2 separate regions of the Homo sapiens genome follow, and region 2 is linked to region 1. Evidence: chromatin loops called from intact Hi-C (ENCODE). Cell type or tissue: prostate gland. All regions are shown on one strand.

Region 1 (8,000 bases):
GCTTATCAACCCCAAGTACGCCTTGGTGTCAGGCTGCCGCCACCCGCCTGGGGAGATGATGCGCTGGGCTGCCCGGCAACAGCGGGAGGCGGGCGGCAACCCGGAGGGGCAGGAGGAGGGCGCCAGCGGTGGCGAGTCGGCCTGGCGCCTGGAGAGCTTCCTGAAAGACCTGGTTACGGTGGAGCAGGTGCTGCCCCCCGTGGAGCCCATCCCCTTGGGAGAGCTGAGCCAGAAGGATGGCAGGATGGTCTCTCACATGCACAGAGACCTGAAGCCCAAATCCCGAGAGGCACCCAGCCGAAACGGCATGGGAGAAGCGGCCCGGGGGGAGGCCGCCCCCGCCAGGCGCTTCAGCAGCAGGCTCTTCAGTCGCCGAGCCAAGAGGCCTGCGGCGCCCAATGGCATGGCCAGCTCTGTCTCCACCGAGACCTCTGAAGTGGAGTTTCTGACGGGGAAGAGGCCCAACGAGAATTCCAGTGCTGACATCTCAGGTGAGCCCTCTTCCCTCTGGCCTGGTGCCTCCCCAGGCCTCTGGCCCTCGCCCCGCATCGGCTCTTATCCAGGAGCACTGCCTCATACCTGCAGAGGAGTAGATTCCATCTGTGGGCACAGAGAGGGCAGGAGCTCTGGGGTTCCGGGGTCCTTGGTTCCCATTCTGGCCCCGGCCATTAGCTGCCTGGAGGCCTTGGGCAAGTCCTGCAGCTCTGAGTTTCATTTTCCTCTTCTCTGAAAAAAGAGAAGGATTCCAGGCTTGGCATGGAGGGGTCTCAGAGCTTCTAATGCTACTGCTAGAAGGCATTCAGATCAGCCCTCATGGTAACCCAACAAATCAAATAAGCTGAGAAACTTTCTCCTTTGTAAGTGAAGAAACGGGGGCTCTGCACAGTGGGGTGCATGGCTGCAGCTCGACCCTGGCTCTGAGTTGAGGGCTCTTTCTAGCAAACCTTTTCCCTTGCCAGATCACCTATTGTCAGGATCTCACCTGGTTAGACACACCCCACCCTCCCCTGTACCCTACTGGTGCCCTGACCCAGTTTCCTGTCTCTGTGACGGGCAGTCCGACTTGGTTTCTCCACGTCCCTCTGCTGAGTGCTGTCTGCCCAGCTGCTTGTCCCTGGGTGGGATTGTTCCATGGCAGCGTCTTTCTGGGCATCTCTCTGGGATCCCCAGGAGGCCCTGGACTTTATGTCTCTCTCTGCAGCAGTCTCTGGGGTGGCCTTTCAGGTGGCTGGTGGCGGTGCCTTTCTCATCTCTGCATCCCTGAGTCAGGGGACTTTCCATGGTGGGGTTTCTCCCTCCATCGCTGTGGAGCCCAGTGATGAGAACTGGGCTCTGGCTGGCCAGGTGGGCGATGGCAGGGCCTGAGGTCTTGTGTGCCCGGCCCAAGGGCTTCCAGGACTCCTGCATTCCTGCACACCAGCTTTAACCGGATTGTGATGGTGTGAGAGCAGGGAGCACAAGTGTCATCCCCTCTGCTAATTCCCCAGCACTGCTTTGGAGTCTGACACATTCTGTGCTCAGGAAATGTTGGCTAACTTTGCTTCTTGGAGTTGGAACAGGCCTGGGCGCCTCTGTGGCTGTGGGCACAGTGGGAGTGTCAGGGCGTTCCTTCTGTTTGGCCTGGAGACGTTGACTGAGCTGCTGGCTTGCCAGGTCCTGCACAGGCACTCTCTCTCCCCTTCTGCCCCCACAACCACCCTTCAAGCACAGAGGTGGCAGATGGCTCGGAGAGGTGAATGAAGTGGTCCCAGGTCACAGGAAGTGGTAGTAAGGCCAGGATTCAAGACCAGGCATGGGCACAGCCATGTTCTGTCAGGGGAGGGGTGGCTGGCCCCATCCCCATTCCTCCTGGGCTCCCTGGCTCCCCTAACACCAGCTGCTGCTGCTGCTGCTGCTCCTGCTCTGTACCTCTGGTTTGGAGGAAGGGTTGCCATGGTGAACACCTGGCAAGGGAGCGAGGGGAAGAGGGGAAGGAGGTGGAAGAGGGGAAGGAGGGGGCGAGCCGACAGCAGCAAGGACTATTTCCCGAGTCCTGACTGAAGTGGAGTGGAAGCTTTCTCTTCCTTCAGCCCCTCGCCCTGAGATGCAGTTTCCATGGAAACTCAAAGCCCATTGTCTTGTCCCTTCCCGCTGCCTTCTGCGTGTCCCTCCACATCCATGTCCCTGCTCCCACATCTCGGGTGGTCACGGCGGCCCTGCCCCTGCTGCCGCTCTCTGGTGTCTGCACATGGTGCCCAGGAGCCAGCCTTGCAGACACAGACGGTACCCTTGGGAAGCTCCTCTCCAGGGCACCTGATGCTGGGATAGAGAGAGAGAGGGAATAGTGAGGGCGAGGGCACGGACAGCCAGGAAGGTCCGGGGATGCCCGGAACCATCATCCCGTTCCTTGTCCGTCCTTTAGACGAACACAGAGCAGCCTCCTCCGGTAAGGCTTCTGCCCACCTGGGTGGGCGCCCAGTACCTGCAGTCCTGAAATTCACGCACCTTTCCTCTCCCTCCCAAGGCCTGAGGGAGAAGCAGCAGCTCCTCTCCTGTCTTTTGCTGGTTTTGTTTGTTTTTAAGACAATGTCTCGCTGGAGTGCAGTGGTGCGACCACAGCTCATTGCAACCTCAACCTCCTCGGTTCAAGCGATTCTCCCACCTCAGCCTCCTGAGTAGCTGGGCTCACAGGTGTGTGCCACCATGCCTGGCTAATTTTTTAAATTGTTTGTATAGACAGGGTCTCATCATGTTGCCCAGGCTGGTCTCCTGGCCTCAAGTGATCCTCCTACCTCTGGGCCTCCCAAAGCGCTGGGATTATAGGCACAAGCCACCGCGCCTGGCCAGGAGCTCCTCTCCTAAGAGGCCCTTTTTCACGGCCTCCAGCTTCCCACACCATGGCCAAGTGGGGCTGCTTCAGTGTCTCCCCTCAGGCAGCAGCAGCTAAGCAGCCAGGACTGCATGTGTGAGAAGGTGGGCCCCTGACAGCATGGGGCACCCACCGTGGGAATCAGTGAGAACCTGAGCTCCTGCCTTTGGGCCCCCATGCAGGGAAAGTGTCCCCTTCCCCTGGTAAATGTTCAGAACCTCCCAGAGCAGCTGCCACCTGGCTCTCAATTCGGGACACATTGCTCCCTGTACCCAGGACACATCCGTCCCCTCCCTGGGGCTGTGTTCTCATCTAGAAGGTGGGGGAGTGCACCATTGAGGGTTTCCGAGGTCCCCTGGAGTTCAGATTCTGCCTCTGTTCTTTCTGTCTCTGCTGCCCTCTTGTCAAGGGAGAACCTGAGTTGATGACAGTTTCTGTCATAAGAGAAAAAATAGAAAAAGCTCAGAGCTGACAGCCTGTAAAATTGCTTGATAAGGAGTATATAGTTGTCAAACAGCATGCAAATTTTTGCAAACCCAGGTGTGGCCCTTGGGAGAACCTTAGGGAAGTTGCTTCCTCCTTTCCGGCTGGGGATCCAGCTGGGGGCCAGGGGTGCCCAGCGGTTTCAAGGCTCACGGCGCACTCTAGTGGCAGAAGCTAGGCGCCTCTTCTACGTCTTCCCTCCGCCCTCGCCTCCTGCTGGGAGTGTTCATCCCTTATTCTGGAGCTTCTGTGCCCTCCGCACAGGCTCCCTGGGTCAGGGACCCCCAAACTCACAGAGCAGCCTCAGTGGAGAGCCTTGGTAAACATGCAACGAGGCCAGGCGCGGTGGCTCATGCCTGTAATCCCAGTGCTTTGGGAGGCTGAGCTGGGAAGATCCCTTGAGCCCAGGAGTTCCAGACTAGCCTGGGCAACATAGCAAGTCCCCATCTCTTAAAAAAAAATTTAATTAGCTGGGGGTAGTGCCGTGTGCCTGTAGTCCCAGCTACTTGGGAGGTGGAGGCAGGAGGATCACTTGAGCCTGGGAAGTCGAGGCTGCAGTCAGCTGTGATTGTGCCACTGCACTCCAGTCTGGACGACAGAGAGACCCTGTCTCAAAAAAATAAAAGCAAAAGTAAATACAAATTTTAAAATGCAACAAATACGCTTGGAGAGGCCGAGGCAGGTGGATCACCTGAGGTCAGGAGTTCGAGACCAGCCTGGCCAACATGGTGAAACCCTGTCTCTACTGAAAATACAAAAATTAGCTGGGCATGGTGGGAGGTGCCTATAATCCCAGCTACTTGGGAGGCTGAAGCAGGAGAATCACTTGAACCCAGGAGGCAGAGGCTGCAGTGAGCTGAGATCACACCAGCCTGGGTGACAGAGCGAGACTCCATCTCAAAATAATAATAATAGAATTTTTAAAGATAAAAATAAAATCCAACAAATAGAGTCTGTACCACTGGGCAGGGCTTAGGAATCTGCATTTTAAATTAGGGCCCTCATTTTCCAGTGTAGCTCCCCAGTGCAGAGGGTCCTCAGACCAGCCGACTCCGTGGCGACTGAGGAAACACAGATGAGGCCCTGCCCTTTGAGTGCTGCCAGCCTAGGGGAGGAGATCCCTGTGCTGTGCCTGAGACCCCACCCAGTTCCCCCAGGGAGATGACTGGGAAATGGCCAACACTTTTGAAGTGGCGAGAGACATGGTGCCATACTCCATCACATGGAACTGGCGTCCTCCTCGCTGCCATCCTGCCTGATGACAGCATCTCACAATGAGACCCCCAAGGTTCAGAGAGGCCAGGCCCTGTGTCCGTGGCTGCCCAGGGAGAAAGGGCAGTGTGATCTCCTGCCTCCCCAGCCTTCTGCAGATATCATGGCCATCTCCAGAAGGCTAGGATCGGCACCGTTTCCCTGCACCTTTAAAGACTGTTTGGGCCCGGCGTGGTGGCTCATGCCTGTAATCCCAGCACTTTTGGAGGCCTAGGTGGGCAGATCATGAGGTCAGGAGATCGAGATCATCCTGGCTAACACGGTGAAATCCTGTCTCTACTAAAAATACAAAAAATTAGCCAGGCATGGTGGCACTTGCCTGTAGTCCCAGCTACTCGGGAGGCTGAAACAGGAGAATCTCTTGAACCCGGGAGGTGGAGGTTGCAGTGAGTGGAGATCACACCACTGCACTCCAGCCTGGGTGACACAGTAGGAATCTGTCTCAAAAAACAAAACAAAACAAAACAAAAAACTGTTCGGAAGAACCAGAGCCCCAAATAGAGGACCAGCCCTTTCCCACGGTGTTGTGGGGGCCGAGAGGAAGATGACAGCAGCAACTTGCTTCCCAGAGTGCCTCGGGGTCCTTTCCTGCCCCAGAGTCCCTGGGCCTGTGCTTTGCTTCCCAGTTTCTCTGAGGTGACCTGCAGTGACAGTCCCTTTCCAGAACTCTCCTGGGGTCCCTGGATTTATGTGTGGTTGGCCCCCTGGCTGGCAGTGTGGTCTGGCTCTGTAGAGCTGTGGCTGCTGGGCCGCTGGATTGGGGGACTTGTTCTCCTGTGTCATCCCTTGGGGCCGCAGGTCTCAGATCTCTCTCTTGCTCTTGCTGCGTCTGGGGCATCTGCTGCTGTTATTACTGTTGTTACTAGGATTGTGCTAAACCCCTAAGTAGCTCGCCGTTGCTGTCTCATGCATTTTATTCAATAAATATGTGTCTACGAAGTGTCTGCTCTGTGCCAGGCCCTGCTCTAAGTTCCTGGCACAGCTGTGAACAGAATGAACATGGTCCTTGCTTTTATGGAGCATGTTACCCTGGGGAGAGACGAGGATTAGGGGAGGATGACCCTTCTATAAAGGGTGCCAGGGAAGGCCTCTCTAACCAAGGAGCCTCGGAGCAAGACTTCAATGGAAGGAGAGGGCCCTGTGGACATCTGAGGGAAGATTCTTCCAGATACAGGGAATGCGAAGCCCTGGAGCCTGTGCATGCGGTTTGCACATCATTGTCCTTGTCATGGCTTCCATGTGGGTGACCTCTGCCTCCCTCTCTCCCGCACCACCTCACCTGCCAGCAAACCAGACTGACTGCAGGTCCCGAGTGCCCCAGGCTGCCACCCTCACCCCATGCTTATGTCACATGGCTCCGCTCCGCTGAGCGGCCCCTCCTCCCACCCTGCACCCGTTTTCAGCTCCACCTTGGCGTCACCTCTGAAGCTCCCAGGCCACGCATACTTTGTAAAAAAGACTATTCTGGTCATTTATACACCTTCCCTGTTCACCTGAGCAGGGCTGACTCCCCACACGTGGTCAGCTCCCAATATGTGAGCACTCAGGGAATGACAAGGGACACAGAGTTTGTCCTCAAGCCAAGCCAGTTTCTCTGTCCTGTCCGGGGCTAGGAAATGAATTCTGAGTCTAGGTGCTGTCTCCAGGCTTTCACCCTGCCTTACAAAAAAGTGGGGAGCATGGTGCTGGTGAAGATGGGCCCTGCCCCTGCCTTGCCAGGCTTCTCCCGGAGGCAGCCAGCCGGGTGGTGTGCAGGCTTGGGAAGCAGCTACCCCCACCACCACCCACCACCATCCCACCCCCAGCTACACCGCCTCCCCTGTTTAACGATCTGGAGGTTGATTTGCTTACCTGCCTCCAAAATGCTGCTGCCTCTGGGGAGGAACTGACATCTGCTTAGTGGGCCACGCAAATCAAACCAGCTGATGGGGGGAAATGGGGACGAATGTGTCCATTGCAGCAGTGAGTGACTCTAAGATGGCCGCATTTCATCCCACTAGCAGAGCCGCCCCAGACGTGCTCGGCACCACTGCGGAAAGTGACCCCCAGCGCCTTGGCCATGGAGCCCTTGGGGCGCAGCCTCCTGCCCAAAGGTGGGGGAACACCCTTAATGAGGGTGCAGCTGGATTTGTGGTCAGTCCTGAAGAGCTCGTTCAGTCTGCCTGGATGGATGAGGCCCGAGGCCGTGGGTCACAGTGCAGTGGGCAGGAGCAGCAGCCTGTGTGGCAGGGCAGGGCTCCAAGTTGGGCTCTGTTCAGTGGGTCCTGCTCATGGCCCAGGAGAGGAGGCAGACATGGCCTTAATTAAATTCACAGCTGAAGTGATACTGGAAGGTTGTGTGAGCACCAGAGAGGCAGCCCTTGCTGTGTGGAGGGGAACTGGCAGGAAATAACACGAGCGCCTTCCACCTGGGGAAAGGCAGCCAGCGCTCCGAGGACATGGGCTCCCCGCTCCAGCGCCTGACACCTCGCAGGCCTGCAGGTGTCAGGCCTGCCTCGCTACTCCCCTGCACTCCCTCCGGAGGTCCGAGAGCAGGAATCCAGCCAAAGGAACCGCAGGCCTCATCTCAGGACTGTAAAGAGAGTGGGAAGGAATGGTAGAGGCCTGGGGAAGAAGAGAAATCAGCTTCTCTGGCCGGGGGCGGGGGACAGCTTTCTCTCCCCCTTCCCTCCCTACAGGCAGCGCGTTCCTCTCTGTCCTCCCTTCAAAGGCGCGTCCTAAGCAGTGTGATCCACCCCACGGTGGCAGCTCTTGGCCAGCGCCAGCCTTTCCTGAGGCGCCAGCTTTCCTTCTTCCAGCCTAGGCGGCCTGTGGCGGAAGGAGCTGGAACTGGACCGGGAAGGCCAGGTTCTGGCACTGTCGCTGGCTGGCTCTGGGAGCTGTGGGCACCTCAGCGGTAGAATGCGGCAGCCCGGGAGGGGAACCAGAGAGAAGGACCGCAGTCTTACTTTGCAGGCGGTGGAGCTGCATGTACTAGCTGGTAGTGAGCGGCCTCTTGGCTAGACGTGTGTGTGTGTGTGTGTGTGTGTGTGTGTGTGTGTGTGTGTGTGTGTGTGTGAAAGCAAGTTTATTAGAAAAGTAAAGAAACAAAAGAATGGCTAGTCTGTAGACAGAGCAGCCAAGACTTTGGACTTGATGGTTGTTGTCATTGATTCTGCAGCCTGGATCCTTCCCCGACCCCTCTTTGGTCAGGAGATGGCTGTCACCTTGATGTCCCACCCAGTGGGGCTCCTGCCGAGGCTGCTGAGACAGGCAGAATCTTCCCTTCTACTTTCCCGGGTGCCCTATTGACTTGGTTTCCAGATCAGCAGCTTGGGAGGGAGACAGTGACCCCAGCCCCTCAACTGGAGATGTGGACAGCACACAGGGTAGGAACTGAAGCTGAATCCACCAAGCG
Region 2 (8,000 bases), 470 kb before region 1:
ATTTTTGTCAAGTGCTTAGACCAGGGCCTGGCACAGATAAAGGATCTGTGAGCATCTGAGAAATAAATCAGTGTGAATTCTGAGCATACTGGAATCTTTGTCCCTGTGCTATTAAGATCTTTAGGCCTGGAAGGGACCTCATTTCATGTCATAGGGCAGGAATTCTGCCCCAGTTTCCTTCAGCCCAGCTTGTTTATTTGTCCCCATGGACAGATGATCCCTTTCTATCCAGCCACTACAATTGCAAGAAAGTTCTGGGGGGCGGAGGTGAGCCTGGGCCCAGCAGCTGCTGCAGCAGCAAGGAAGAGCCTGGTTGGGCTTTGTCCCTGGAAGAGGGCAGGGGATTCCGGGTCTAGGGAGGTGGTAGGGAGCCTGGTTCATTTGTCAGGGGGGTGCATTAGGGGGCTCCAGGCTGGGGTCTACCTCGTCCACCCTCTGGTAGTGGCCTGGCAGCCCTACTCCCAGGACATGGTAGGACCAACAAATATGTGTGGCTGATGCAGCCTTCTGCAATTACCAGGCACAACATAAATAGCAGTAATGAATGGATGAAGCTCCTGCAGTCAGCCAGGGCCCTCAGGAGGGACCTCCCCAGTCTTGCTTCTTGCTAAGACATGGAGTGGTACTTTCAGCCCCAGTAGGTTTCAGGGTCATCCCTCAAATCCACATAACTCACTCCCTATCCTGGGTGGATCGTGGGATGGGCAGAATAGTGACAGAGATAGAGTGGACAACTACGTTTTTTTTGTTGTTTTTTTTTTTTTTGAGATGGAGTCTTGCTCTGTCACCAAGGCTGGAGTGCAGTGGCATGATCTCAGCTCACTGCAACCTCCGCCTCCTGGGTTCAAGCGATTCTCCTGCCTCAGCCTCCCGAGTAGCTGGCACTACAGGCGTTTGCCACCACACCCAGCTAATTTTTGTAGTTTTAGTAGAGACAGGGCTTCACCATGTTGGCCAGGCTGGTCTTGAACTCCTGACCTCAGATGATCCACCCACCTCAGCCTCCCAAAGTGCTGGGATTACAAGTGTGAGCCACCATGCCTGGCCTAGGGTTTTAGTTGAAACATAAAGCATGGGCCAGGCACGGTGGCTCACACCTGTAATCCCAACATTTCGGGAGGCTGAGGTGGGCAGATCGCTCGAGCCCAGGAGTTCGAGACCAGCCTGGGCAACATGGTGAAACCCCGTCTCTACAAAAAGTACAAAAAATTAGCTAGGTGTGGTGGTGTGTGCCTGTGTTCCCAGCTACTCAGAGGCTGAGGTGGGAGGATCACTGGAGCCTGGGAAGTTGAGGCTGCAATGAGCTGATATTGAGCCACTACACTCCAGCCTGGGCAACAGAGTGAGATCTTGTCTCAAAAAAAAAAAAAAAAAAAAAAAAGAAACATAAGGTTAGATATAAAACAGGACTTTCTGCTAGTATAGATGCTTGAAGGAGGCTGAGGTGGGAGTGTTAGTCCTGTCAAGACAAGGAAGGGACCCAGATCACGAAGGGTAGCAGATTTCTGCTCAAATCTGTAAAAGAGCTTTGAATGATCAGAAATACCCAGAGAGCAGAGGAGCTGCCCCAGGAGGTGGTGAGATCTACATCACCTCAGGTGTACAAGCAGGGACAGGGTGGCCACTTCGGAAGACTATAGCTGAAGGGACCCAGACCTGAGAATTCACCGTCTGGTGGCTTCTCGAGGTCCTGTCCAGTCTTCTGAACTTTGCTTTATGAAAATGTCCCTGGAGGAGAATGGGAAGAAGTTGGTGGTGGTTGGTATCTTCTCCCCATCATGCCGCCTGATTTCTTTCACCCTCCAGGCCTGCGGCTTTCTAGCTGTGCATTCAGCTGCTCGGGGCATGGAGTGCCTGCCATGCTACCTTGTTCCTGCCTCCATGCCTTCTCCCTCCTTGATGCCATTTCTCTACCCACCTTCTCTCTTCTTATCTCGATCCTGTACAAGCTTTCAAGGCTCAGTTCAAGTCTCTCGCCTTTGATGAGGCTTCCCTGAAGACTCCTGATCTGAAGCCCACTCTGATCTGATGTAAATCCGTCCCACCTGCAGGGCTGTCTGGCTTGCTGAATTCACACCTGTAAGACACCTCTCAGCCCGTGTGTGCTTAGACGACCTTGCCTTGGAGTCTGGAGACAAAGGCTTGTTTTGTCTCCTTAGACTAAAAGCTAGAAAGGGATGAATATTTGTTGGACACCTATTATGTGTTAGACACTGTGCTAAGCCCTTTAAAGATGGTTTGCATCCTGCAAAGTGTGAAACCTTATCGCCATTTCACAGATGAGGCACCTGAGACTCAGAGATGTTAACGGGCTTTGCTTCCCATCCTCAGTCAGGAAGCAGCAGAGCTGGGATCAAACCTGAGTGTACCTTTCTCTAAAGCTGTGACTATCTGCCAGCATCGGAGGGGTGGGGGGGCTCAGGGCAGCCCTCAGCAACCCCCTGGTGCCCCTCACCACACATTCTCCAAAGAGGTGGAGAGGGTTACGCTGGGCAGCCCAGTGTGACAACATCTGGGCAGGGGTTGGGAGCACTGGACTCGTACTGGGGGCTGCTGCTTCCCAGCGGAGTAACCTTGACCAGGCAGCTCATCTCTGGCCTCAGTTTCTTCATCGGTAAAATGGGGGCAAAAGGGTGGAACTCCAGGCAGTTTAAAGAAGTGCCTAGCACACAGCAGGTGTTCACTAAATGCTTCCTGAGTTGTGAGGCAGTGAGTAGACCATTTGGCCTGCATTGGGGAGAGTCTTGGTGCTTTTAATTTGTTTGGCTGGATGCAAATGAACAAATAAAAGGGGGTTATAACCTTGAACACTCCCTCTCCCCAATCCACAGCCCTTGGGTGAGAGAGGAAGGGAGACAGGCCTCAGGAGCGTGGGATTGGGGGAACTGGTGTGACAGGGTCCTGGAAAGTGGTGAGAATGAAGCCTTTGCAGCCGGATAGAGGCATCTGTTTCACCTGGGGGCCCTCTGAGAAGCCTTCCTGGAGGAGGTGGCCTTTCAGCCAAGCCTAGAGGGTGGGAAGAAGCAGGGTTGTGAATGAGAAGTGTGGAGGCAGCCTGGGCGGTTGAGCGACCTTTAGAGCTGGGTTCTAGCTCAGCTCTACCGTTTAAGAGCTGGGGTCTTAGGTGGGTGACCCCTCACCGGGGCAGTGGGGTGAACACCCCCGATCTGGATCTCAGAGAGGAGACAGGGTGGAACGTGGCAGAGCAGGCACCTGGGACCCGGGGGTGGTCAGTAATGCCCCCCACCCACCTCTTTTTACTCATGACGCAGCCCCCATGCTGAGGGGTCAGGACCCCACCCCAGGCAAGAACCTGGATTTTAAGGAGCTGGCCGCGGGCTGGGGGCTTCCTACCCTCTGGGAAGGGGTGGGAGCTCACCAGCCGCCGCCGTCAGTCTGTCTGTCGCCTCCACGCCTCCCCCCTCCAGCGTCCCGCGCCTGCAGCTTTCCCCGAAGACATTTGGTGTCAGTATAAGGACGGCTTTTCCTCGCACGCAGCGCGGCTCGGTCTCGCCGCCGCCGCACGTCCCCGCACCGCCAGGCGCTCGGGCTCCTCCGCAGCCCCCGCCGCGCGCAGACCCCGCGCTTCGAGCCCTGAGCCGGAGGCGCGAGCAGAGCCGAGGCAGGCGAGAGACCGGCCTCAGCCCCGCGCTCCCCGCCGCGCTGGTCTCTCCCGGGCACTTGCCCCGCTGCTCGGTCCCCGCAGCACCCGCGCCCCCGCCCCGGCCCGGAGCGCCGCGCTCCCGCCCGCCGCCCGCCCAGAGCCTCGCCGTCCCTCCAGCCCGCCGCCTCCTCCTCCTCCCGCCATGGCCCGGGCCCCCGGGCCCGCCGCCCCCCGCCCGCCGCCCCCCGCGCCCCGGGGGCTCAGCTGATCCTGAATTGGCGGGGGGTCGGCTGGCGGGGCTGGGGGTCCCTCTCGATCGCCGGCTTCGGGTGGGGACGCGTTGTCCCCGCGTCTCTAACCTGGACGACCCCCCGCGGCCGGGCCACGTCCATGCCAAGGTAGGTGGGGGCTGGGTGGGTGGGGGGAAGGAAGGGAGGGCTTCGCTTCGATGCCAGTTTCTTGGCGCGTTGGCTTCTCTCTTCACTGGGGCATTTATTTATTTATTTCTGGGGATCGATCCTCCCCACCCGCGCGTACCCGTCAGGTGAGCCCCCCATCCCGCGCCTTCGGGGCCATGCCTTGGGAGGAAGGACAGGAAACTTTGACCGGTCCTCTCTCCAAGGCCACGAAAGTTCTCTCGGTGCCAATACTGAAGCCAGCTGAGCCAGCGCTGCAGAAATTTATTCAACAAGTCAGGCTGCCGGCCGGGGCCCGGGTTGTCCGCGCGTCCGGCCGCCCCTCCGCGGCTGCGGCTCTGCGGGCAGCTGGGCCAGAGCTGGTGCCCGTGTCCGGCGGGCTGAGCTGGGAGCGCTGGCCTGGGAGCGCGGCAGCGGGGGCCACTGGATGGGGGAATCCCGGGCAGGGTTTAACTTTCCCGGAGGCGGGGGTGGCGGAGACCCCCCCTTTGGCTGGCACCCCAGCGGGGCGGAGGCCTCGCTGCATGAAGCCAGGCCAGGGTCGGAGCCGGGGCTGTAGGGGTGAAAGGGACCCTCGGCCGGCTGGAGGTGTTATGTAATGAGTGCTTATGATGATTGGGTGCTAATTGCCTACTGGGTGGTGTTGTGGGGGAGCTGTGGGGGACTACGGGGCTTGGCAGTGGTGGGGAGGCCTCTTTTGGGGGAAGTCATGGTGCCTGGGGGAGGGGGCTGTGGTGGGGCCCAGGCTGAGGCCTCAGTCAGCCCCTCTGCTAGTGTCTTTCTGCCTTGTCAGGGCCCTGGGGGCTCCTGACCTGAGGATGAGATTGGGGTCTGAGAAGACCTCTGAGCTATATTCTTGTCCTGAGGGTCTGTATCCTGGGTCCAGGTGTGTGTGTGTGTGTGTGTGTGTGTGTGTGTGAGAGAGACAGAGAGAGAGAATGAGCGAGCGCTGGAGTGGGCCTGCGTGTCTGGCGTGTGTGGTGTGCCGGGGTCTGATCACCATGCGAGGAGAGTCCTCGCTGGAGCACTCAGATTGGCCCAGGCAGTGGCCAGTTCGTCCTCTGTCTCTCACTGCCTGGAGGATTCGCCCCGCAGACGCTGGCACCACCTCGGGGCTAGGACGCTGTGTGAACAGGGGTGTGGATCTGTGGCCCAGCCCCAGGGGAAGGGTTTGGCCCATGGTGTGGGCCTACCTCCCTGCACCCCGTCCTCAGACCCTGCTGGCACCTGGTCACCTCTTGAATCTGTGGCTCCTCTTAGCCCTAAGGACTCGCTTCCGGAACTCTTGTCCACTCTTCAGGACAAACTTTCTGTTCAGGCTTCAGGATCCAGGGCTGGGCTGGGGACTGAGCTGGGGTCTAGAGACCTCCCTGTTACCTTCCCACCTCCGCCGTCAACGCAGAGACAGAGGGAGGGGACACCAGTGGGTGATAGGTCAGGACAGGACAGGGTGACACTGAGCAGAGACCAGGTCTGGGGCCTCAGCAGGGGGAGGAAGAGGAAAAGAAAGAATGTGCCTGGAGGCTGTTGAGCTGGCCTGGCACCAAACCCATGAATCTGCCCACAACCCCAGAGGGCCTGGTCACCACACCGTGCCCTCCACGCTCTCTTCCTAGCTGTGCAGAGCTGCTGTGCCTGCCCCACAATGGGAGGCTTGGGGAAGGGGCTGCTGGCCTGGCTGGAGGCCCCTTCCCCTTCCTTTGACCAAAGTTCTCTGCCCGCTTCTTCCGCATTCCTTCCTCCTCACCCTGCATGCCCCTCCCCTCCCCTTGCCCCCATTCCAAGACCTCCTGAGAAAGCTGGGGCTGAGAGGGCATCTTCCAGGCCCACCAGGGGGCGCCAGGCTGTCCGCAGGTCCCTGCGGCCTCCCCTTGACCTTGAGTGGTCAGGTAGGGGTGGAGGGTGCCGTGAGAACCCCATCCTCTCTCACCCTCTCTCTGCTCCAGACATCTTCCTGAGTCCATAGCCAAGCTGGGAGCAGTTTTGGGGACTGCAGCCTCTCTGTGGTTCTGGACCCAGTTCCCCGCCCTGAGCCCACAGGGGTCACCACCTCCAACTCCCCTCCCCCAGTCTCCTTCATCATGGCCCCCTTTGTGGCCCTCTCTGCCACCTTCACCCCACACCCCAAGTGTGGCTGCTCTGGGCCTCAGCCCCAAGGAAGGGGCTCTCAGGCCAGTCAGTTTCTGGGCACCACTCTGTCCCTCCCCCACGCTGGCAGGGCTCCCGCCACCCCGCAGTTCCTAGCGCTTTCCAAGGTAGCCAAACAGGCTCCTATGTGGCTCCTTGATCCGTGGCTGTCTCCACTTTGGCAGCTGCCTTCTTCTCTTGATTCCTCAGCCCCCCAGCTCCTGGTGTCAAAAACTGTCTGGAAAGAGGGGATGCTGGGCTGGGCATGGGGGTCTAGAGAGACCCCTCTGGGCTGCAGGGAGAGCAGGGCGCTCTCCCCTCCATCCCTTCTCCTCTGCAGCCAGCTCTTCCCCTGCTGCTGCTCCTCTTCCTCGCCTGTCCTCCTGTCCCCACTTCTCCTTTCCAACCCCTTCCCTACCTCCTGTTCTTTGCCGCAGAATGTTTTCTTCCCATATGTTCCTAGGACATGCCCCAGCCTTAATGCCCTCAGTCTACTCTTGTGCCCCTGGCATCCCAGGTCTGGCCTGGGGGCTCAAAGAGCCCAGGGTGCTGTGTGCCCTGCACACTGTGGGTGTATGGTCTGTGGATCTCTGGGAGTGTGAGTGTGCAGGTCTGTGGGTCTGTGGGTCCAGGCATCTGTGGATCTGTGGGTGTGTCTGTGAATCTGTGGATGGTGGATCCATGGGTCCGTGGATCTGTGGATCCTGATATCCAGGAAGATGTGGGTTGAGTCTGTCCCCCACCATGGCTGCCAGTCTACAGAGGGAAGAAAACAAATTGGATTTTCCGATTTCCTTTTCTCTCTTTCTCTCTAATATTTATTCTTCATGTACTGTGTTCTAAGGCCTGTTCTGGTCACTGGGGGACACAGCAGTGAACGGAAGGGAACAGACAAAACCTGCCCTTTTGGAGCTGCTGTGCCTGTGAGAGGATCTGGCCTCCCCTGCCAGGTGCTTTGTGGGGACATGGCCACGAGTCCTGGTTTCCACTCGTGCTCTCAGATTGGAGAACCCAGACCGTATTGATAGATGAGGGGTGCAGATCACAGAGGATTTAGCATGGCATATTTGGACACCTTTGCAAAACAGCTGGGTGCTTTTGGGGCTCCTTGAGCAGGAGAGGACGAGAAGGACGTGGTATCTTGAGGGTGGAGGTTCTGTGGAGGCTGTGGGCTCTTCAGGGCCAGGTTCAATGCAGACCTGGCCCTGCCTCCCAGAACTTTTCCCTTCATCTCTGAGGTCTGCCTCTGCCCACTGCCCCCTTCTCCTGGACTCTGGCCAGAGAGGTCTGGCTAATGGTGCATGTAGAGAGGAGCATTAGGGTCTTGCTGCCTGCCCTACCCTGTTGAGCAGCGGGGGCTGCATCCAGCCCTCTGTTGTTCTAGGGTCTTAGGCCCCTTTTGGGAGGGGCCTAAGCTCTGTCCCAGCTGGGGTAGAGGTGAGCAAGTCCACAACCATGGCAAGAGGATCAGGTGACCTAGCATCAACAGAAGCATCCGCTTCTTATAAAACTGGGATAATACCTTTCACCTGAAAGGATTTTTGTGCGGCTCAGACATGTTTCTGCAGCACCTAGCATGGGGCCTCGTACAATGAAGCTGTCTTTTCTTTCATGAAGTTGCTTTCCAAATGTTTTTCCCCATTTTCTATCTGGTTTTCAAGGCAGAAAAGGCATCGTCTTCTGCATTTTATACAAAAGGAAATGAAGCTTGGGGAGACCATGTGATGTGGGGAGGGCAGAGCTGGTCCTTGAGTCCTGGGACTCCTGATCCAGTGCTCTTCCTGCTGGCCACCCCTCCCTCCCATCAGGGGCCATGTTCACCCTGATTTGCTCGCTGAAGTAAGACCCAAGGC

The links. Peaks named below come from ENCODE experiments on the same cell type or tissue, not always from the same donor. Only the 100,000 strongest peaks of a DNase experiment are listed, where the experiment ranks them.
Region 2: it touches region 1 in a loop (4-fold over the local background); 37 of 110 quality-filtered maps call a loop at or near these places.

What each region holds. Positions count from the first base shown.
Region 1 is chr22:40,021,473-40,029,472 of GRCh38, forward strand. It overlaps FAM83F (family with sequence similarity 83 member F), which reads left to right. Exons shown (of 5, transcript NM_138435.4): 4 at 1-491. Among named protein-coding and RNA genes, the nearest start is that of TNRC6B-DT, 19 kb to the right of the region's middle. RefSeq lists enhancers at 1,208-1,708, 1,709-2,209, 3,628-3,697. In prostate gland, CTCF peaks have their summits at 3,523 (motif pointing left) and 7,055 (motif pointing right); DNase peaks (open chromatin) are centred at 1,599, 3,489, 7,110 and 7,419; H3K27ac peaks cover 3,996 bases.
Region 2 is chr22:39,554,063-39,562,062 of GRCh38, forward strand. LOC124905120 (a long non-coding RNA gene) reads right to left here and starts at 3,452. Exons shown (of 2, transcript XR_007068106.1): 1 at 3,380-3,452; 2 at 2,733-3,006. RefSeq lists an enhancer at 3,867-4,465. In prostate gland, CTCF peaks have their summits at 3,450 and 5,809 (motif pointing right); no DNase peak of the experiment used is centred here; H3K4me3 peaks cover 1,106 bases.